Regions from separate parts of the Mus musculus genome. Here regions 1 and 2 are each linked to region 3. Evidence: chromatin loops called from intact Hi-C (ENCODE). Cell type or tissue: left cerebral cortex. All regions are shown on one strand. Each heading gives the region's core, and the rest is flanking DNA. Links, peaks and the distances in the headings are about the cores only.

Evidence for each region. Hi-C counts contacts between places; a loop is a spot of excess contacts. Peaks named below come from ENCODE experiments on the same cell type or tissue, not always from the same donor. Only the 100,000 strongest peaks of a DNase experiment are listed, where the experiment ranks them.
Region 1: a loop joins it to region 3, with 1.8 times the contacts of the local background. A loop is called at or near these places in 9 of 42 quality-filtered maps.
Region 2: it touches region 3 in a loop (2.9-fold over the local background); 9 of 42 quality-filtered maps call a loop at or near these places.

The regions. Positions count from the first base shown.
Region 1 is chr2:77,988,797-77,996,330 of GRCm38, reverse strand. No RefSeq gene overlaps it. Among named protein-coding and RNA genes, the nearest start is that of Cwc22, 46 kb to the right of the region's middle. In left cerebral cortex, for the core only: no CTCF peak of the experiment used is centred there; a DNase peak (open chromatin) is centred at 3,039.
Region 2 is chr2:78,002,780-78,010,313 of GRCm38, reverse strand. No RefSeq gene overlaps it. Among named protein-coding and RNA genes, the nearest start is that of 4930440I19Rik, 45 kb to the left of the region's middle. In left cerebral cortex, for the core only: no CTCF peak of the experiment used is centred there; no DNase peak of the experiment used is centred there.
Region 3 is chr2:77,882,144-77,889,677 of GRCm38, reverse strand. It overlaps a transcript of Cwc22 not described here. Among named protein-coding and RNA genes, the nearest start is that of Cwc22, 60 kb to the left of the region's middle. In left cerebral cortex, for the core only: no CTCF peak of the experiment used is centred there; a DNase peak (open chromatin) is centred at 3,768.

The DNA of each region.
Region 1 (7,534 bases), core at 1,725-4,224, 110 kb before region 3:
AGCTCCAAACTTTGTCTCTGTAACTCCTTCCATGGGTGTTTTGCTCCCAATTCTAAGAAGGGGCAAAGTGTCCACACTTTGGTCTTCGTTCTTCTTGAGTTTCATGTGTTTAACAGATTGTATCTTATATCTTGGGTATCCTAAGTTTCTGGGCTAATATCCACTTATCAGTGAGTACATATTGTGTGAATTCCTTTGTGATTGGGTTACCTCACTCAGGATGATGCCCTCCAGGTCCATCCATTTGCCTAGGAATTTCATAAATTCATTCTTTTTAATAGCTGAGTAGTACTCCATTGTGTAGATGTACCACATTTTCTGTATCCATTCCTCTGTTGAGGGGCATCTGGGTTCTTTCCAGCTTCTGGCTATTATAAGTAAGGCTGCTATGAACATAGTGGAGCATGTGTCCTTCTTACCGGTTGGAACATCTTCTGGATATATGCCCAGGAGAGGTATTGTGGGATCCTCCGGTAGTACTATGTCCAATCTCTTTAGAAGTCAAACAACCCTTTCTTTCACAGGGGTTGCCCAAGACCATCAAAAAAGGCAAATATGTACCTTATGATTCATAATGGCATTAAACTTACAGTTATGACGTAGCAACAAATTAATTTTATGGTTCTGACATCAGCACAACATGAGGAACTGTATTAAAGGTTCACAGCATTAGGAAGGTTGAGAACCACTGCGTTAATTGCTGAGCTATCTTTCTGGACTCCCCCTTAATCAATACTTTCCCTTTTTTCTAAATATGAAAAATTACAACTTCTACCAAGTAAGTTTCTTTCCAATTAACTGTTTTTTCTCTAGAGAAAAGAAATTTCCAAAGGTATTCCATTGTTGATTTGTTTTCAAAATAAGTGTGTGTGCGCACGTGCACATGCATGTAGGTCTGTGTGCATTCGTCCGTCTGAGGTTTGTGGGAATCCATGCTTACCAATACAGCACCAACACTGCCAATATGAGGGGAAATGAGAGCTTGGACATGAAAGGAAATAGACCATGGTGATGAAGTAGCCTGTGGGCTACCTTTAGGGTGAAAGAATAAGAAACAAAAGCACTAAAAGCCCCTTTCCCTAATTCCCTGAAATAAGGTCATGAAAGGCCTTGCCCCACAGAAACCTACTCCATCAGTTACTTTTCAGTGCTGTGATAAAATAGCATAACCAAAGCAACTTACAGAAGAGTTCTTCTGGATTTACATTTCCATAGAAGGGGTTCATGATAGGGAGAAAGGCAAGGTTGTGGTGGAGCAAGAAGCTGGCTGGTAATATTTAATCCCACTGGAAGCCAAGCAGGTGGACTGGAAGTGGCTATGAATCTCAAAGCCCATACTCCTCCATCAAGGCCTCAACTGTAAAGATTCTATTCCCTCCCCCCAAACAGTGCTACCAGCTAGGAAAACGAGGGTTAAACACTTGAGCCTATGGGAGACATTTGTCATTCAAACCTCAAGTCCAGAGAAGAAGCAGGAGCATAATTTTTTCTCTGCTCTACTTTTAGCTGCAGAAATGTCATGACAAGATTAGATAGTGTTCTGGGAAGGTTTTGGTCAACTTGCCCCAGGCTAGGAGCATCTAGGAAGAAGGGACTTCAATTGAGAAAATGCCTCCGCCATTCAATTGGCCATTGGACAATTTTGGAGTCATTTTCTCAATTGATGGTGATGTGGGCAGATGCAGCACAAGGTAGGCAGTGCCAGCCCTGAGTTATATGAGAAAGGCAGCGAGCAACATTATCCACAATCTCTGCTTCAGTTTCTGACTCTAGGTTCTCATCTTGAGTTTCTGTCCTGACTTCCCTCAGAGTTGTATGCTGAAAGAAACCCTTTCCTCCCCACATTGCTTGAGATATTTATCACAGAAATAGAAAGCAAAGTAGGACAGGCAGCTAACACAAATAACAAAATCTGGTAGGAGTCTAGAAATGGGGGTAGTAGGGACAAATAAAGAGTATGTAATGCCCAGTAACATCATTGTTCTTTTAAGTAAAAAATAGCAACGAAATAGCTTATGAGCATAGCAAGCATTTGACAGCACACTGGCCAAGACAGGGAGCTCCTGGGAGCTCCTGATTCCACTTCCCCAAACCCACTACTAGTCTGAGAGCATGGCATTAGAAATGGGGATGTCAGAATGGGGTAAGATCCCAGAAAGCAAAGTGAAGAGCCATCACAGGAGCAATTTTGAGGGCAGGGGATGTGGTACAGTGCTTAAGAGTGCTCACAGTGCAACCATGCGGGCCTGAGATCAGATTCCAGCACCCATATAACAAGCCAGGCATGCTCTCTAATGTCCCTGCGCCATGGGAGTTTGCTAGGACTGGCTGGCTACTGCCATCCTAGCCAAATAAAAGTGACCTCAAGTTCAGGTACACTTTGCATCAAAGGAATAAAGCAGAGGGAGGGGAGGAGGGAGAGAGGGAGGGAGGAAGGGAGGAAAGGAAGGAGGGAGGGAGAGAGGTCTAAAGATAAAATGTACACAGAAAGTATATATTTGCCTCTAAAGTGTCTGTATGTGTGTGTGTGTGTGTGTGTGTGTGTGTGTGTGTGTGTGTGTGCGTGTGTGTGTGGTGTGTGTGTAGTGTGAATTATAGGTGGCTTCTGCTACTAAAATGAAGCAAGAATTTTTTTAATTCTTCTAAACACATTCAGTAAAATTATTCAAATATAAAACATTTGTTAGATAATGAATGAAGCGAGAAAGTGTGAATAAAGACAGGTAAGAGGTATATTGAGGTGTATGGAGTTTGTTTTATAAACTAAAGTAGACCTCATTAATTGAAGCCAGTGACCTTTATTATGCCAACAGGAAAAAGGAAGTCAACAGCTCAAAGGGATAAGTTTGCTTGGAAACCTCTCTGTAATTTTTCTCTTGCTTGGTTGGTACAAACATCTCCTGCCAGCTAAAATTATGCAATATTTTTTTCCCTCAGGAACTACATCTTGGAAAAAGTAAAGTTACGTTTTGTTTTCCTAAGTATTTAAGGCTATCTTAAGTAGTGTTAACTACTACATATTCATTTAAACAATTTCATATACATCATCTACACAGCTATTTTGGGACACTGGAGAAGAATGCCAAGAAATTTATCCATCTCAAAGCAAAACATATGAAATAATTCTTAATAGGTGATTACATAATCATTTTATAAGCCAGAGAATTTCTTAAAATTATGGCCATCCGTGTTGTCCTATTACACATTGACCTTTGACTTTCTACAAATCCAAGGCATTGAAAACACAATCTCGTGGCCTTGATAATAAAAGTTCATAATGTTGCTGCATAAATAAACAGAAGAAAGCTGAAGAAGGAAAAGGAGGAGGAGGAAGAGGAGGAGGAGGAGGAGGAAGAGAAGGATCTTGACTCAGATGAGTGAATAACATGGGCCCTTAGCTCAGACTCTAAACTCCAATCCATAGAATTAAGGTTTAGCTCGGTGACTATGAGCACATCAGTGATCTCACCGCACCTCAGTTTCTTCTGTACAGTGTGGGTGATGAGAGAGCCCATCTCACAAGGACAGTGTTAGAATACAAGCTGCAATCCAAAAGGGAGAGTCTACAAGATAACTATCCCGAGGAATTCATTTAATAAGTGTTGGCAGTTATTAGCACTGTAAGAAAATATATTCAACCTCAAAATTCAATGTATAACTGCAAATTAAAATGGGAGTTTATTTTAATAAGTTAGAGTGGGAAATTGGGTATATTAATAGTACCTGGTGTCTACAAGAAAATGAAGAAAATGGGCACACATGTACACAACACATGGTGATACATATTGGCCCTTGGCTATGGAGAACAGTCATGGGATGGAAGAGAGTGGACTGCAGAAGTGCAGAGAGGAGAGCACTTTGCGGTGATCCCAAACTTCATAATCAGGGACAGTGATCCATCATCCTAACCCCTGAGCTCTATTCCTTGCACTCTATTTACCAGAAATTATTCATCAAGATGTATAGTTAGTAAACCAAGATGCAATCGAAAAAAACTAAGCACACGAGGAGGGTCTTTGCTGGCCCAGTAAATGATGCCACGTTTCTTTCGGTTGGTCTCTATATTTGATAAAAATCTATATTTAATAAAAATACTTATGCGGCATCCATTTGTGTCTTTGTTGAAATTAATATTATATAGTACTTAATCCACATGTCCCTCCTTTTTTTCTTAATATTTTTCCCCCAAGATTTCATGTCTTTAACTTGAATCAGATAAACTGCAAATGAGATGGCAAGGTCTCAGCTTTAAAAAAAAGTAATAAATGAAATACATACACAAAAATAAAATATTAGGTAGCAGTTGAAGCATGGATGAGAGAAAAACAAAAACAAAAACACATAGTTCAAAAGTTCCTAAAGGCAGAGCTGTGTCATTTTGGTCTTAGGCAAGCCTCTAAACTTAGAGAAGCCTCAACTTCCTCACTTGTAAGACATAAGAAAATTATTCACTGAGGAAAAACCACATCACACCCAAGTTAATTTCTAATTTCTGAAGCAACTTTTTAATCCCACGGTTTCTGTGGCAATAAAGATGTGGCCTTGAAGACCCCACTCCAAATCCAAAAGGAAAAGACTCTCAAAGATCAGCATTCAAATGAAGTCCTGCAGTGTTACCTTTCTGGGGTGAGAGATTTAAGAGAGAGGGGACTTGAAGGAGGAGAGGAGCTAGGGTTAAAGGCCTTCCTTTCACTTCATATTTACAAGAGAAACAAAGAGATTCTTGCTTTTTACTAGAAAAAAATAAAATAAGATTAGAGGAATCAATAAGAGGTGACAGAGCAAAGCAAACCTAGAGGTGGGTGATGGAAGAAAGCTTGGGCTTCCATCTAATCCTAAGCCTGAATGTGGCATGCAAACAGCCTGTGCGGTGTGGGACCTGGGAAGGAGAAATGAAATGCCCAATAACCAGAATGGCTGGTGAATTTTACTCCTGACCTTCTAAGCACTGACTTCAGTGGAAAAAGTCCAGGAAAATTTTTCAAGCAAACATTTTGCTTAAAAAAAAATGTCTATGAAGACTTCAAATTTTGAAGTCAGACAATATTAGAGTCAGCCTGTCTTTGCTTTCTCCTTTTTACAAGTCTGTTTTTCCACATGCATTTTTCATATGGTCATCTTTAACTCACCAGTAAGTTCAAACTCTAAAGGCTGGTCTTCAGTTCCTTTGTCCTCAAGGTTTGTGACAACCTGTACTGGCTAGTTCAGGGATTCACAAATAGAATGTTGGAGGGGGAGGGTTGATTTTATTTCCTATACTTTATATTATTCTACTGTGATTGGGGGGGTTGTTTGGTTAGGAAAAGGACAAGGTTAATATTTGACATTGTGACATTAGGGTCTAAATATTAAATGTCCCCACAGGCATGTGTATTTGAATACTTGATTTCCAGCTTTTACCCTGTTTGGAAAGGTTTTGGAAACTCCAGGAGATCGAAACTTCTGGAAGAAGACATCACTGGGGACAGGATTTGACGTTTGAAATTTTGGCTCAGTTCCCTGTTCACCCATCCTCTCCGTTGCCCTCCCCCCACCCTCTAATCTGAATCACCAGTGGACCTGATCACTAAAATAAACCCTCTCTTCCTTGGGTTTCTTTGACACTGGAGTTTTTCAAAGTGGAATAGTTCCTTCATTCGAGCAGGAAGCCATACAATCCAAGTGAGTGCTGCACAGAACCCCAGCATCCTCTTGGTCTCGTTCTGAGTATTCCAGGGAGTAGCATTGTGAGCACAGGAAGCACTCGCCTGAATCATAGAAAAAGACGCACATCCATCATTTCTTGCTTTGTGGGTGATACAATCTGAGAAAGTGTCCCAAAGTAATAAATGATGTCATTTAAAAGTTAATGAGCTAAAATAACATTTGACTTTTATATGTTCCAATTTCCCAAAATTGGCCACACCCACCCATATGTCAACAGGACAGAGTTACTGTTAGCACATTTACAAAAACATAAAAGTTTGCTTTGTTTGGCATCTCCAAACACCTTTATTCCACACATTGTCTCTCTATGAAGATCTTCAACCTAAGTAGGGCTTTGTCACTTAAATCTTTAATTCAATTCACACCAATTTTTATCCAAAAGCTTAGCTTGTCATATACTTTGCTCCTGCTATAACCCCTTTTAAAACATAAAAAATGGTTTGTCACTGAGACATTAAAGTTCATTAAGCACTATTACTCAGTGACTATTATTAAACACTAATATATTAAAAGCCAGTTCATAAGAACCACAGTATTTTTCCACAAAGCCCTTGACCAAGCAAATGGCTATAGGAGTCAACAGTAGCAGCCCCACCTCCTGTATCACGTCATGTATCATGTCATGTGTCATGCCATGTATCCTGTCATGTATCATGTCCTGTCATGTATCATGTCCTGTCATGTATCATGGTGCCATGTTAAGAGCACAGAACAAAGTAAATACCACTATAAACTCCATCTTTTTTCCCAATCCAAGCACATTCAAAATTGCATGGTTGGAACATAGGAGTTGAATCTCACTCAAATTGCCTTCTCTTGAGATTATAAGAGGAAGATAACTTGGTGTGGTGGTTTAAATGAGCAATGTCCCCATAGGCTTAAATATTTAAACAATTCCCAGCTGGTGGTATTGTTTGGGCTGTGTGGCCTTGCTGAAAGGAGTTTGTCACTGGGTGTTGGAGGGCAGGCTTTGAGATTATATAACTTCTTCCTACTTCCAGTTTGCTCTCTCTGCTTCCTGTTTGCAGTAAAGTGTGTAATCTATGACTCAGTTTCCTGCTTCAACCACCATGCCTACCCAAGGTCATGCCTTCCACCATGATGGATCCTTATCCCTCCAGATCCCTAAGTCCAGATAAGCTTTCCTTCTGTAAGTTGCCTTGCTCGTGGTAATTTATCACAGCAACAGAAAAGTAACATATATACTTGTTCTCCCCTTTCTTTCCCTCTTCAGTTACTTTTTTCTGCTCTGTTCATGCATGCATGCATTCATTCATTCATTCATTCAGTGGCCACTGGGTGCCAACAGTAAGGCTTATTAGATCCTAACAGGTCTTAAACACTTTACAACATCAATATAATGTAAGACAATCTGTATGAGCAATGCCTTGCCAGAGAGTCAGGCATAATCAGAGCTAGTGTTCTACTAATACAAGTCTTGAACAGCTATGGCTCCAGTGATTGCCCCCAGGTTTCAGAAGGAGCTGTGTTGTACTTTTTAATTGGGTATTAAAAGGAGTTGGAGACTGAGGAAATATAGAAAGGATATATATGTGACCCATCACCGGTATTTTGAAGAAATGAACAAATCTGCTTCGTTACTGGGGACCAACTAGCATTTCTGGAATGGCTAATGATGTTATTGCTGACAATCTTATTTTACATTGAAATTCCAGAATGTTACAGTGGAAACATTTTTGATTACCTGCTATTGTTAGATATATTATTATTATTCAACTTGATGACGTAATAATTATCATTTATTATGTTGTGGATTTGCAACTTTTAGAACTGAGGTTCAGGGGCTGGAGATATGGCTCAGTAGTTA
Region 2 (7,534 bases), core at 1,827-4,326, 120 kb before region 3:
ACAGAGAGTCCTTGATTGGGACTGAGAAGGAAGAGAACCAGGATCCCTTGACCTTAAGGAGCTTATAACTTAAGATACGCACCGAGGATTACTTAATTGTAAAATACTAATTCACATTTGTATACGACTCTAACCCCCAGAAAAGTCATCTTTTATCATCCAAATGCCTTCTATACAGAGAAGAATGAACCCAGCTTGACATAATCCTGGTGATTTGCTGGTATTTACCTAGAGTTTATCCCCATACACAACTTGGAAAATGATGGTGGTGGTGTCATCCTAGGGATACCAGAGTAAGTTCTTTTCCAGGTCCCAGTACACCTGTTTATTTTCTTTGAGCAGTGTCAGAAACTGAAACTGGAGTAATAACACTGAATGTGGCCATACCTCATCGTGAGAGGATGACAGATACCGAGAAGCTGTGGACCTGCTGACCTCCTGACACAAAAGACATCAGTCATGGAGAGTAGCACCATCCCCCAGGAATGTACGAACACCACCTTAGTCCCAGGATCCCTTCCTTGCAAGAAAACTCCTGAGTGCATCCCTAATCCAAAGATTGTCATCTACTCACCAGCCCTAGCTAGTGGGGAGTGTGGGGGGGCGGATCTCAAACTGTAAAAGTCCAAATCCTAGAGGATATTCCCATAATAGATTCCAAATGAAGAACAGTATTGGTAGGTAGAGAAAGGTGGACCCACCCTGCCCTAGCTGTCCCTAGACAAACTGTCATCAGCACTTTTAATTCCAAAACTAAGGAGGCAGAGGCAAGGGAATTTCTGTGAATTTGAGGCCTGCCCGGTCTACAAGGTAAGTTCCAGGACAGCCAGGGCTACACTGAGGAAACCCTGTCTCAAAAAAAGGGGGGGGGGCTGGAGAGATGGCTCAGTGATTAAGAGCATTGACAGCTCTTCCAGAGGTCTTGAGTTCAATTCCCAGCAACCACATGGTGGCTCACAACCATTTGTAATGAGATCTGACACCCTCTTCTGGTGTGTCTGAAGACAGCAACAGTGTACTCATATACATTAAATATAATTCTTTAAAAAAAAAAAAAAGCAGAAAAAGACTACCTGTAAGCTTGATTCTGTATGGTAGGTAACTATTATTTTCAAAAACCTAAATAACGTTTATCCTACCAAACTTGGAAATAATCAGAAAAAAAAAAAGTTATATAATGAAGCCTTACAGCCTCCCAGGTATTGTTCAAATATTGTCTGTGACAAATAAACAAGGCAGTTTATTTCTCGTGCTCCCAGATAAAAATTAGGAAGCAATGTGGTGTTTTCTGTTAGTAACCGCAGATCATTAACATTAACTCAGAATCATAGGAAAATATTTAATAAAGATATGTCTACTAAGCAAGACAAAATTGGGATGCTGAGTTGGTTGAGGAATCAATTATGTAAGAACACTGTCCTGTCCATGCATTGTGTATTAATCATTAAAAGGAAGAAGTTTCCGCCTTCTGAAAACCTACAGCATCTAGGACAGCCATGGGAGAAAAAAAAAAAAAAAGAAGGCAAGCGTGACTCTCCATGCTGTCACCAATCAAAGCGCTTTGATACACAGTAGCGTTCTATAGAGAGTAGTAATGGCCAGAGCCATACAGAGAAAAGGTATGGAGTCTCTCTACTTGGCCTCAACATCACTTCATCAGCTGGGAGGAGGACTCATCTTGTAGAATAAAGACCAGGCTGCCTACATTCATAAATTTAAATTATAAATACAAAAACCTTGGAGATCAAAATTAGTACATTCATTTCACAGATAAACAAATGTCACGGCCTACACTACGTTGGATTCAAGCTGACTGGGGCAATGGGGAATTTAAAAAAAAATGGCAGACACATTCACAGCATGGGATGGGATGGCCCCTGCTTGCTGATGGAGACTCAGCTGGGAAACTCAATGTCTTCATTTTATGCAGCTGCATGGGAAGGAGGTCTCCATAAGGAAGCAGTCATCCAGGAGGCGGAAGATGTGCTTAGTACATTCTCCATATACCAGGTTTAGCTAAAGGTCAACTGTCCATCAACCACTGAACCAGGACCAGGGAAAGGCCTTGCTGTTCCAATGGGTCTAAGGCATCAGCAACCACAATATGGCCATGGATGTTCATGTGGTGAATGCTTATTCATACAGGGGTAATACATGCCTCCCATAAAGAAGCTGATGTCTGGGTCAGTAATGTGACAACATCATATGTTGCTGGCATTGGTGTTAGTGTTGGCTCTAGGACTGTCTCCAGTGGGAATCCTTTCCTATAACCTTTCTAAGCAGAATCCACTTGAGATTCAGCCTTTCCATCCTGTGCAGTTTAACTTTCATGAACTGGGAGCAACTCTGAAAAGGAATAAAGGTAGAGAGTGGTCCCTCAGTGCATTTCTCAGTCCTAGCCCCACTGCTCTGATAGAACACAGTCAGGAGGCAGCAGGGAGGGAAAAGCTTACCAGACAAAAGGTATCTTCAGCTCCACTCAGCAAAGGCAAGCTTTTCATGAAACTAATTTTGCTGGATATATCAACTATGTATTTACATACAGATGCGGATTTCTATGCTAATAAGTGATAAGACAAGATAATCTCATTCTGTGAAATTCAACATTGGTTTCACTGGCATAAATTAATTTTCCCTTGCTCTTTATAGTTAACATAACCTTTAAATAGGAAAGGTTTCACTTATCACCATAAGACTAAAGGAGTTTATTTCTAATTAATGATTAAAATGCTCTGTGGTAAGTAGACTGTGATTTGCCTGGAGTGTCATTTCTTCTGCAGGAATGTGACTGCTGGTTTATTAATAACATTAAATGCATATGTTCCTTTATTCTGAGACACCTGTTCACAAAAGGGGGCAACAGATAAAATTAAAATTTAGAGATCAGAACATAGTATTACTAACAAAAGGGTGATTCAAGGTCGTGGGTTTTGCAGCACCATAAAAAAGGAAAAGTCCCCTTGAATCTCTGAGACTGGTCAAAATGGGCATTGTGTCATAATGACTTCTTCTCCAAATAAGTATGTGCTTCATGTTTTAGGAATGGTGTTGTCCTCAATGTTATGGTGTTATTGAACCACAGAGTCTCAGATGTTCCGTAGCCTGCTTTGACATTCTTGACAGAGAGTATCTATCAGTGTTTCTGATGGTACATCATAACTCACCTGGGGAAATTCTTTATTATTCCCCATAGGGTATGTGACTATTGCATCCTTATTTCTGCTGAAACTCTTTCATTTCCCACATAAAGAGTCCACCCAGTATATCTGGGTTTGACCTCCCAACATTCCTTGACACTGAAGGCTGTAGGATTCACCTTGTCTCCTTCCCTTATCTCAGGAATTTCTGTATTCCATCATACTACACCTTGAAAATCATTACTTCATATATGTTATCCATGTATTTGCTTATCAAAAAAATGGCTACTTCAAAATATCTTACTTCACTTCGGCTAGAAGTATCCACAGGCTTTTAATACACTGAACAGGAATAGAGTCCTGACTTAAAAATAAAACATAAATATTCTGATTGGGATAAGAACAAGAGGAGGCAAAGAAGGCATTAGGGATAGAAATAAAGAAAAGAAGGCATCAGACATTAACTTGCTTCTAACTGGCGTAGAGGATACCATACCAAAAAAATTCAGGGTTATGTGTAAGCTCACATTGATGATTTGCCATTTAAAAAAAGAAGGCAGTTCACACTAAGATTCCAAGACTATGCTGCACAAATAGGACTCTTACATTCAGCCACATTTTTAATGACTGATGTCCTACAAGCCCTGCTGGGGTCTACATTTGTATAGAAGAAGCTAGCTACAAAGGGTCCATCCTCAAACATGGAGATATGGCCATAAACTCCCCCAACTAAACACATTCAAAGCAGCCCTTTGTTCTGAATCTTGGCTCCCATCAGCTCCTGCCACCATCCTCCTCTGTCTCTCAGGCCACAGATCACATAACCTGACTGACCAAAACCAATCCCTTGAAAGATGGTTATTGTTCTAGCATCCATCACTCCTTATATTTCATTCCCGTGAAGAATGGGGAAAGTGGTAGGACTTTTGGGCACAGAGCGTCTAAACATTCAATGAGCAGAGGAGACATTAAATGAAGTTTTTAATTAGTTGTGTGCAATCTCCCAATAACATAATGTTATTTACATATCTCGTGATATTTTCTTTATAAAGATACTGGGACTTCAGCCTAAGTACATTGGCAGGCTAGATAGAAAACCTTTGATAGAATAATGGACAGTGATTCATTCCAACAAGTAGATATGACACTTCTCCAGCTCCAGCTCCTTACTAAAAGAACCAGACCCTATCTCTTTATTTGAATAAAAGTCAACTTCTGTTATCTGAGTATTAATCCATGCAAATCTCACAGATGTTATTTGAATGAACAGGAAACCGTCAGCCCAGCACAATGTAAACAGCCTGCTGCTTCGACTTTTCTGCATGACAGAGCAAGGCTGAAACGTGGCAGGGATGCATATGCCAAATGACACTCTGAGTCAGACCACGTTCGGGAGGATGAGGATGTTGATGTGAGCCATTAAGAGAGAGAAAAGGTACCAAATAATATATGTGTTCCCTTGGAGCACAGCCCCAATCACTGACATACACGAGAAAGAATAAGACCATTCCTGAGACTCTGGATATAGACATATGCTAGGAAACACTGACACTGGGAATTCTTGTCTGCCCTTCATGAAGAAGAGCAGATCCACAGGAAGTGGCTTTGTGTCAGCCCTTCTACATAAGGACCAGATGATACACACATGGCTTCTCTAGAGGCCATGTTTACATACAGAAATAAAACATAAACACTGGTAGGTTTTCCTCATACCTTTAACCGTACTCAACTAGAGTCTCTGTATCTTATTAGGAGGATTGAGCTTATGAATTATGAAGACTATTAGAGCCAGAGCATGGATGATAAAATAAATCCCTTTGCTACTTATAGATCTATTTTGTTCCTAAAGCTGTAGAACACAAGTTCTTAGCTGCAATAGGCCCTTCCTTGTAGCCTATAATCTTAAATCTCCACTGAGTCACTGACTGCTCCAGCTGACCTGTTTAACTGGGTTTGCACGTGTGGTAAACTATGTGAAGCTGCTTAGTTACATAGACAGAGAGAGCTCTAGTCCCTTGTACTCACAACTTCCGAGAGGGGCTTGATTAGAAACAGTGAGACAACTGGGGTGGGGTTTGTCGTGACACCTCACGGCTATGCCTGGGAGTGCTGGCCATGCCTTCTTGATTCTGTATGTTATCTTCAAGGTTGGCCTATCATTGAGCTGAAGTGCACATGGGGTATTGAATAGCTGACATATGATTTGAATGAAAAGCCTAGAAGAAATGCTATGTCAAGGTCCACAAAGCATTATATGAACCATATAGACCTTCAGTGCATTTGGGAGAGTTTTGAACCTACGCATGTGCCATCAAACTTGCTAAAGGTAAATAGTTCAAAGGAAGCTTAGAAATAGTCACTCAGAAAATGCTGTCTGCTATGATCTCCCCCGGGGTTAGCGTCTTTCTTCCTCCTACCGATGAGGCCCACCAACATCCTAACAAGTGCTATTATTGTACCCATGACTTGAATAAAATCATAACAACTCCAGGTCTTACAGCTTAACCACAGTCTTCACACCCACCCCCCTCATTCCACATTCCTCTTCATACTCACCAGTGTGGTCAAGAAAAATCAGCAACTGCTATTGCTGAACAAAACAACAGTCTGGAACAGCTCCTTAACGGGTGTCTAATTGATTTTCATTCAATTAAGACATTTGCTTCAAATCTCACAGGATGCCAGTGAAGGGTATCAGTTTCCAAGAGTGCTTGCTGCAGCCACGTGTCTTGTGTATTTTTCTTCCTTTGCTTTGTGCTTTCCTGATGTTTAAAGATCTCATATTCAAAGGGAGGAAATGTTCAGAATTAGTGACAGCTGACAGGGAGGAATGTAAATAACAAAGCCACCCTTAGACTGGCATGATCCTCGGAAGCTAAGGCTTTCTATCAACCCCCAGCTCAGGGCTTATTTTAGCTGTTACCAATTTCCAGTGCGTATCATTCACCAACATAACAAAAACATAACACTATTTCACCTGACGTTTGTATTCATCTCATACAATAAGCTGGTTGATTTCCTCTAGCTTTCCTCAAGTATAACTAGCAAATTATATATATGTATATATATATATATATATATATATATATATATATATATATATATATATATATAACAATGTAATGACTATATATATTTGCACTCAAAGTCATTAACACTTTCAGTCTAATTAACATGTTTGTCTTACCTCGTTACCGCTTTCCATGTTAAGAAAGCATTTAAGGTATGCTACCCTAGCAAATTTCAAGTACACAGTACATTCTTTTTTTTTTTTTCTTTCCATTTTTTATTAGGTATTTAGCTCATTTACATTTCCAATGCTATACCAAAAGTCCCCCATACCCACCCACCCCCACTCCCCTACCCACCCACTCCCCCTTTTTGGCCCTGGCATTCCCCTGTTCTGGGGCATATAAAGTTTGTGTGTCCAATGGGCCTCTCTTTCCAGTGATGGCCGACTAGGCCATCTTTTGATACATGTGCAGCTAGAGTCAAGAGCTCCGGGGTACTGGTTAGTTCATAATGTTGATCCACCTATAGGGTTGCAGATCCCTTTAGCTCCTTGGGTACTTTCTCTAGCTCCTCCATTGGGAGCCCTGTGATCCATCCATTAGCTGACTGTGGGCATCCACTTCTGTGTTTGCTAGGCCCCGGCATAGTCTCACAAGAGACAGCTACATCTGGGTCCTTTCGATAAAATCTTGCTAGTGTATGCAATGGTGTCAGCGTTTGGATGCTGATTATGGGGTGGATCCCTGGATAAGGCAGTCTCTACATGGTCCATCCTTTCATCTCAGCTCCAAACTTTGTCTCTGTAACTCCTTCCAAGGGTGTTTTGTTCCCACTTCTAAGGAGGGGCATAGTGTCCACACTTCAGTCTTCATTTTTCTTGAGTTTCATGTGTTTAGGAAATTGTATCTTATATCTTGGGTATCCTAGGTTTTGGGCTAATATCCACTTATCAGTGAGTACATATTGTGTGAGTTCCTTTGTGAATGTGTTACCTCACTCAGGATGATGCCCTACAGGTCCATCCATTTGGCTAGGAATTTCATAAATTCATTCTTTTTAATAGCTGAGTAGTACTCCATTGTGTAGATGTACCACGTTTTCTGTACCCATTCCTCTGTTGAGGGGCATCTGGGTTCTTTCCAGCTTCTGGCTATTATAAATAAGGCTGCTATGAACATAGTGGAGCATGTGTCCTTCTTACCAGTTGGGGCATCTTCTGGATATATGCCCAGGAGAGGTATTGCTGGATCCTCCGGTAGTACTATGTCCAATTTTCTGAGGAACCGCCAGACGGATTTCCAGAGTGGTTGTACAAGCCTGCAATCCCACCAACAATGGAGGAGTGTTCCTCTTTCTCCACATCCTCGCCAGCATCTGCTGTCACC
Region 3 (7,534 bases), core at 2,832-5,331:
CAAGAGTCAATTCACAAAACAAAATCCACTTTAATATTACCAGTAAGGAGGGCTAAGTATGTATTTTAATTGCTTTAAGGCAGGCTCTAGGTTTTAGAGCGCATTATGTTAACCAGTAACTTATTTTCCCATACTTCTGTAATAAGAACTGCCGAGCAGTAACAGACTGAACGTTTTCAGTATCTCACAGTAGAAAAGTCTGAAAAATCCCACTCCACGCATGCATGCAGATATTCTTTCTTGAAACACAGCGAATTGGTGGAAAGTGAATGTACCCCGATTCCTGACGTTTCTGAATGCTTTTGTCTGTCGTTATACTTTTGTCAGATGAGGGAGGAACAACACTCTCAGAGATAGTTATCAATGGAGGGGAGGGGAGGAAAACTACCTGTAGTAAGAGATGCTGGCTATGGTGCTACTGGTAACCTTCATAGCTGCCAGCCTGGAATATGCTGCTCCCCTCGGCCAAAGCAGGTCTCAGCCAAGACATAGGGGCCCTAAAAGGGCAGATAGGGACTGCTGAAAATAGTCATCAACTGCAGACACCTCTTGGTGGTGGTTAGAAGTTCAATTTTATGTTTTGTAAGACCAGGGTCAAATCCTAAACCCTGTGTTCAGGAAGCTTTTGGTGGGGAATAGAGAAAAAGACCCAGTGTTTCCATTTATTGCTATGCCGAGTGTTTCAGTTTCTAGGATTGAGATTCCTTGAATGTTTAAGTTCAGGGTCAACTACCATTAGCCTAGTTGTAGGTCACACATAAGTGTTCTATGGTAGAGCAGGAGAAAGGATGCAAAAATGCATTTGATTTAAAACCTCAGGACATTAATGCTAAAATGCATGCATTCAAGTGTGACTAAGAAAATTGCAGATGTGAGGGTGTTCGGAATGTGACATCTCCAGGGTTAACGCAAGTGATCTGACTGGCAAGAATGGCGTCCTGTCTTATTTCCACTCTCCATTTTCCATTTCAAAATCTGTGTCCTTCTCAAAGTGTCAAGTGAGCCATAAAGAACAGCTTTCTCCATTAGAGGAAGAAAGGGCATTTTTTCAGCCTAGGGTTCATGAGGACCCTAGAACCACCCCTGGAACCCCCAAACAAGCCTCTAGAAAGCTCCTTGACAGCAGCAATTGAGATTCAGTAATCTCACTCTCAGATACATATTAAACACAAACACACACACACACACACACACACACACACACACACAAATGATCCAGAGGACGTGTTCAAGAATGCTCTGAATAACACTATTCATAGAAGCCCAAGGTGGGAAACAGCCCAAATCTATGTTGTATTCATACCTTGGGATACTATGCAGAAATCAACATGACAAGGCCATGGCTAGGTCCAACAGCACGAATCAACCTAATACATAAATTTTCAATAGAGACGCCAATTCCTTTGATTCCACTATATATGATCTCCTACATACAGTCTAAAACGGCAGATTAGTCACAACAGTGGTTATCTTCGGGGAGGATAGTGTTGGTGAGGTGATCATCAGGAATGCTGGAGCATTGCTGCTGTCCATTTCCCAGATGTAGGTGTAACTTACACAAATGTATTCATTTCATATTAATTCATCGAGCTCCACATCCTTAAGATTTGTCCACTTTCAGTTTTCTGGAAAAGCCAGGTAAAAGAGAGATATATGCACAGTCACCTGCAATAAACAGTTTTATACATTCTTTCCAATTTGAATGGATATGGAATCATTCATGACATGGGAGATTACAATATACTGACTGAGGAATCTTACACATAGTCTGCTTCTCTTCTGTTGTTTTGTTTGTTTGTGTTTGTTTGTTTTGAGAGGTAAATGCCAGAATTGTACAACACACAGACAAAAGATTCTTTGGAAAAAAATGGAGACTCCCTATGAGCTGTGAAATGGAACTAGCCAGGTACTTTTCTCTGACCATTGATTTATAGTGCAGGCAGTGTCGGCGAGGGGGGAGAGAAGAGCTCACAGCAGCAAAGACAGTGTAAAGCCCACACTGAAGGGGCAAATGCAGATACCACAGGATTCTCAGAATAGAGGAACAGTGGTAACTGGAGTCTTCCATAATGGACCCATGACAAGACAATTTATGAAAAACAAAACAAAAACAAAAACAAACAACAATAAAAACAACAAAATAAACCAAAAACTAGCTTTCCAAATTCACACACAATTGAATAAATTAATTTTTCTGATACCAAAAAGCATAATTCAGAGTAGGAAGGTTTGAGATTTTAAACAGATATACAATGAGCAGGGATGTAACGCCTTACTATATAGCATGCATGAAGCCCTGGGTTTTATTACCAGCATCCCATGAATCTGGGTCTGGTGTCACATGCCTGTCATCCTAGAACTTGGGAGGTAGAGCAGGAAGATCAGAAGTTCAAAGTCATCTTTACCGATACAGCAAGTTCGAGACAAACCTAGAATACCTTACCTTTTGAAAAGTCACAGTGGTGGTGCACGCCTTTAATCCCAACACTTGGGAGGCAGAGACAGGTGGATTTCTGAGTTCGAGGCCAGCCTGGTTTACAGAGTGAGTTCCAGGACAGCCAGGGTTACACAGAGAAACCCTGTCTCAAAAAACCAAGAAAGAAAGAAAGAAAGAAAGAAAGAAAGAAAGAAAGAAAGAAAGAAAGAAAGAAAGAAAGAAAGAAAGAAAGGAAGGAAGGAAGGAAGGAAGGAAGGAAGGAAGGAAGGAAGGAGAGAGAGAGAGAGACGGGGGAAAGAAAGAAAGAGAGAAAGAAAGAAAGAGAGAGAGAAAGAAAGAAAAAGAAAGAAAGAAACAAAGAAAGAAAGGAAGGAAGGAAGGACGGATGGAAGGGGGAGAGAGAGAAAGAAAAGGAAGGAAAGAAAGGAAGGAAGGGGGAGAGAGAGAAAGAAAAAGAAGGAAAGAAAGAAAGGAAGGAAGGAGAGAGAGAGAAAGAAAAAGAAGGAAAGAAAGAAAGAAAGAAAGAAAGAAAGAAAGAAAGAGAGAGAGACAGAGAAAGAAAGAAAGAAAGAAAGAAAGAAAGAAAGAAAGAAAGAAAGAAAGAAAGAAAGAAAGAAAGAAAGAAAGAAAGAAAGGAAGGAAGGAAGGAAGGAAGGGGGAGAGAGAGAAAGAAAAAGAAGGAAAGAAAGGAAGGAAGGGGGAGAGAGAGAAAGAAAAAGAAGGAAAGAAAGAAAGGAAGGAGAGAGAGAGAGAGAGAAAGAAAGAAAGAAAGAAAGAAAGAAAGAAAGAAAGAAGGAAAGAAAGAAAGGTAACATTTATGATTTGGAATGAGGAAATTATAGAAATAATCTATTATGAAATTTACTGCAAACTGTTCGGATTCAGTGAAGGCTGTGAACTCCAGGGCCAGGGCTGCATTTGAGGTAGACCATTAGCAGCTTGCAGAGTAGATCGGAAGAGAGAAGTCTGAGTCACAGAAAGCAGGGTAAGAGGTGCTGGAAAGTATGTCATAGATGTGGAACTTGTTTAGAATAAGGTTAACTTTTATGAAACATAATCTCTCTGGAAGTCATGACGTTTCTATTACATTGAAAGTAAATTTATCACGTGAGGATTGATGGCCCCTGTGATCAAACACTGTCCCAACCCTACCGAGTCAAAATCGGGAACATTAAGTCACGTTTTCAGTTAAGCAGAAGGGAGCTGAGGATGTAAACACTCTCCTGAACTGAAACTCAAAGCAAGCATCCTCAGCTGCCCTACCCTCAGAGAACAGCTGGAGTAGGAGGAAGATGCTGCAGATCTCCTAAGGGAGAATGGCCATGATTTTAGCATATGTTTAAAGGCAAAATACAGGCTGGCACAGTGACTCAGAAATCTCAAGAGCCTCTCACATAGGAAGATAGTTTGCTCTCCTCAGATCTTTCCCACAGAGCTTTACTGGATGATAGAGAAAAGGACAAGACAGTGAAGAAGTGTACCTATTTCCAAGAAGCACAGTTTGAAGGAAGACCGGGGAAAGAAGAGAATTCCGCAAAGACAGGCTTACTTCTCACACGGAGCTAACCTACGGGCTTTAAAGGCACCTCAAGCTCCAAACTAAGGAGTTTCAGAGCACTGAGTAACACAGCGAAGAGCGGGTGCATCGATATTCAGAAGGCAAAGAACCTCTCCAATCACTGAGATCTTCAGCTACACTATAGCAATGTTCTGTTTCCACCCTCCAACCTTGGCAAATCCTCCTGAAGCATCAACTCTCCATCACCTCAAGTTGCAGACAGCATGGCTCTACCCTCTCCACAAGAGCCCGACGGGAAAAGTATGCTGTCTGGAGAAATGCGGTGCTAACACATTTTCTCAGGGTGCACTAGGTGGAAACTTCTTGGAACCTATGAGCGTAACCCAAGTGAAAACTTCTAGACATGGAGGATATGTAGCCTGAACCAGCCATCTTCTGTAACCAGGTGAAACTCCCAGCACTGCGACTGGGACATCAACTCAGCCACAAAATCTATGAGTTTAGAGCTTGTGGGAGGGGCCAACCAGTGACTGGTCTAATCTAAGGCCCAAGACACAAGAGGGAGTTCATGCGGAACATTGCCCAGGGACCAGAAACTGATGGCAAAGACCTAGGGTACAACTAAACATGACTGGCAATAAATAACTAGATAAATAATAAAAATAAAAAGTTATTCCTAATAATATTCTGCTCTAGTCATATCGAAATCAGTGACTAGACCAATCATCATCAGAGAGGTTTCTTCCAACAGCTGATGGGAGCAGACGCAGACATCCACAGCTAAACATTAGGCAGAGCTGGGGAACCCCTTGGAAGAGATGGGAAGGAAGGATTGTAGGAGCCAGAGGACACCAGGAAAAAAATGGCCCACGGAATCAACTAAACAGGGCTCATAGGGTCTCAGAGAAATTGAAGTAGCAACCACGGAACCAGCTTGGGTCTGCACTAGGCCTTCTGCATACATGCTGTGGTGCTTTAGATTGGGGTTTTGTTTCAATCCTAACAATAGGGGTGGTAGTATCCTTGACTCTTTTGCTTGCTTGTGGGACCTTTTTCCTCCTGCTAGTTTGTGTTGCCCAACTTGGTATGAGCATATATGCCTAGTCTTATTGCATCTTGTTACGTTAAGTTGATATCACTGGGAGGCCTGCCTTCTTCTGAAGGGAAGTAGAGGAGCTGTGGATCTTGGGGAGAGGGACTGTGAGGAGGGACTATGAAGAGGAGAAGGAGGGAGGGAGGGAGGGAGGGAGGGAGGGAGGGAGGGAGGGAGGGAGGGAGGGAGGGCTATAGTTGGGATGCACTGGAGAAGAGAATAAACAAAATCAAATTTAAAATGTGGCTGATGTACACAGAATCAGGCCTGTTTGAGTATCATCAATGAAGGAAACAGTCATTGGAACAAGATTCCTGAGATAGTGAAAATGTTACACAAAGCAAATGGGGAATTTAAAATCCCCATGGTGTGTACAATAGAAGAGCAAACAGCAAAAGTAAACATATCTGTGAGAAAGATAGTAAATATCAGAAAAGCTAAAGAAAGGTATTCATCAAACAACCTGTGCTTCCAGTCTAAGGAGCCAAAATAGAGGTGAGGATATAGCCCTGTTGCTAAAAACTCTCCTCCTTCTAAGGTCTAATTGTACACCAACGTACAATTCCACCAATGTTCACCTGAAGAAGCAAGAGTTTATGAGACTTGCTTACAGAGCAATGGGTGAGGGGTTATAAGCCTTAGCAGATGAAAAGCTAAAGCAGCTACATTGGAAGGTCTGTATCCAGTAGGGATGGCTCCCTCATGGCTGTGCAAAAAGAGTTCTCTCTTCATCCCTCTCCAGCTATATACTCTATCTCCTCCCTGAGACCACAATTAGAGTAGAATTGCATGTAGCTAGCTGGGGAGAGAGATTAGATACTCTGCTGAGTGTCCCATAACAACCCCTGTCCAAGAAGGAAGTCAACAGTTGACAAGCTTAGCTGCAGATCAAAACCAGATGGGACACATGAATATGGTGGCAGTTTGGGTCAGAGGTTACTCCTCTACCATAACACATCTTCTTCTGGCTCCTGAAGCCTTTGTGCTCCTTTCTTCTGAAAGAAGGGTTCCTGAGTCTTGGGGAGTATGATGATTTGAATAATCATGGCTCCATCGGCTCATATATATGGATGTTTAAGTCATCGGGGAGTGACACTAGTTGAGAAGGATTAGGGAGTGTGGCCTTGTTGGAGGAAGTATGTCACTGGGAGTGGGCTCTGAGATTTTAAAAAGCACAAGCCAGGTCCAGTCTCTTCTTCGGCTGGCTGATCCAGAACTCTCAGCTTCTTCTCCAGCACCATGCCTGCCTGTATATCACCATGCTCCCCACCATCATAATAGATTAAATCTCTAAAACTGTAAGCAAGCCCCAATGCTTTCTCTTATAGGAGTTGTTTTGGTCATGGTGTCTCTTCACAGCAATAGGACACTGACTAAGACACAGACATAGATGTCTGACTGTTCTTCCCCGTCTTCAGTGAGGTACAGAATCCTCACCCTCTTTCAGCATTCCTCTGTCTCTGGACCATGATTATTGACAAGTCTGAGGGATACACCTCCTAATACAAAACACAGGTGTGGAAATGCTAATGGGAAACAGAAAGTGATCCAACTAGATGCAGGCTGCATTAATAATCCATGATTATAGACTCCAACGTGGGGAGCACTTTAGCTGGCCACCCAAGCAACAATAGTTGCTTTTCCGCAGGAGCCTATGACTTCCCTCGTTACAAGTTTTTGTTTAAATTTCTTGTACCAAATGTAATGCCTGTCCCATGGCCTTAAGTCTAATCAGAAACCTGATTCTCTCTATAACCGTTTGTATCACTATTGCACTCACTGCACCTCTGGCCTGGCACTTCCATCATGAAGCATACAGGATCCACAGCTTAATTCTTCAAATCCTTAATTTATATGTGTGTGTGTGTGTGTGTGTGTGTGTGTGTGTGTGTGTGTGTGTGTGTGTATGGGGGGGTGTTAATCCTTCCCACTGTCCTTAGTAGCAACTTTTGGCAATATAGATGCTGGCCCACAGGCAGGAGGCTTTGAAGCCAATCTTACCTTTATTTCCCTAGGTCCTGCAACCAGTGTGTGCAGCAATAAACTTTTACCATTCATCAGGGGAGTGCAATGAAGAACTGTGGGCAGTAGCCTTTCTCTTTGGGAGTAGAAAGGGTCTATTTAGGACTTTCTTAGCCAATCCTAGTATTAAACAGCTCTAGGATTCTCAATAGAGGACCTTATGGCTTCTGAGTACAGCTATCCCTCTCCCCATACAAGATACTTTTGCATATTACTTCACATTTATAGACCCAGGCTATTGCAGACTTTTCCCAATCACCTTAGTAGGTAAGCAACTGTGCCTTATCCAACCATAAAGCTCCCAAGAATTTCACAGCTGCACCTGACCCTTGTATCCCTTGTGAGCTGACACCTCATGCTTGCTGCTTCAAGTGTATTAACATGCCTCTACAGCGGGTTTCTAAATCTTTCAAACATCTAGAGGTTACAATGTCATTTATATAATGCAACCTTTTTCTAGAGG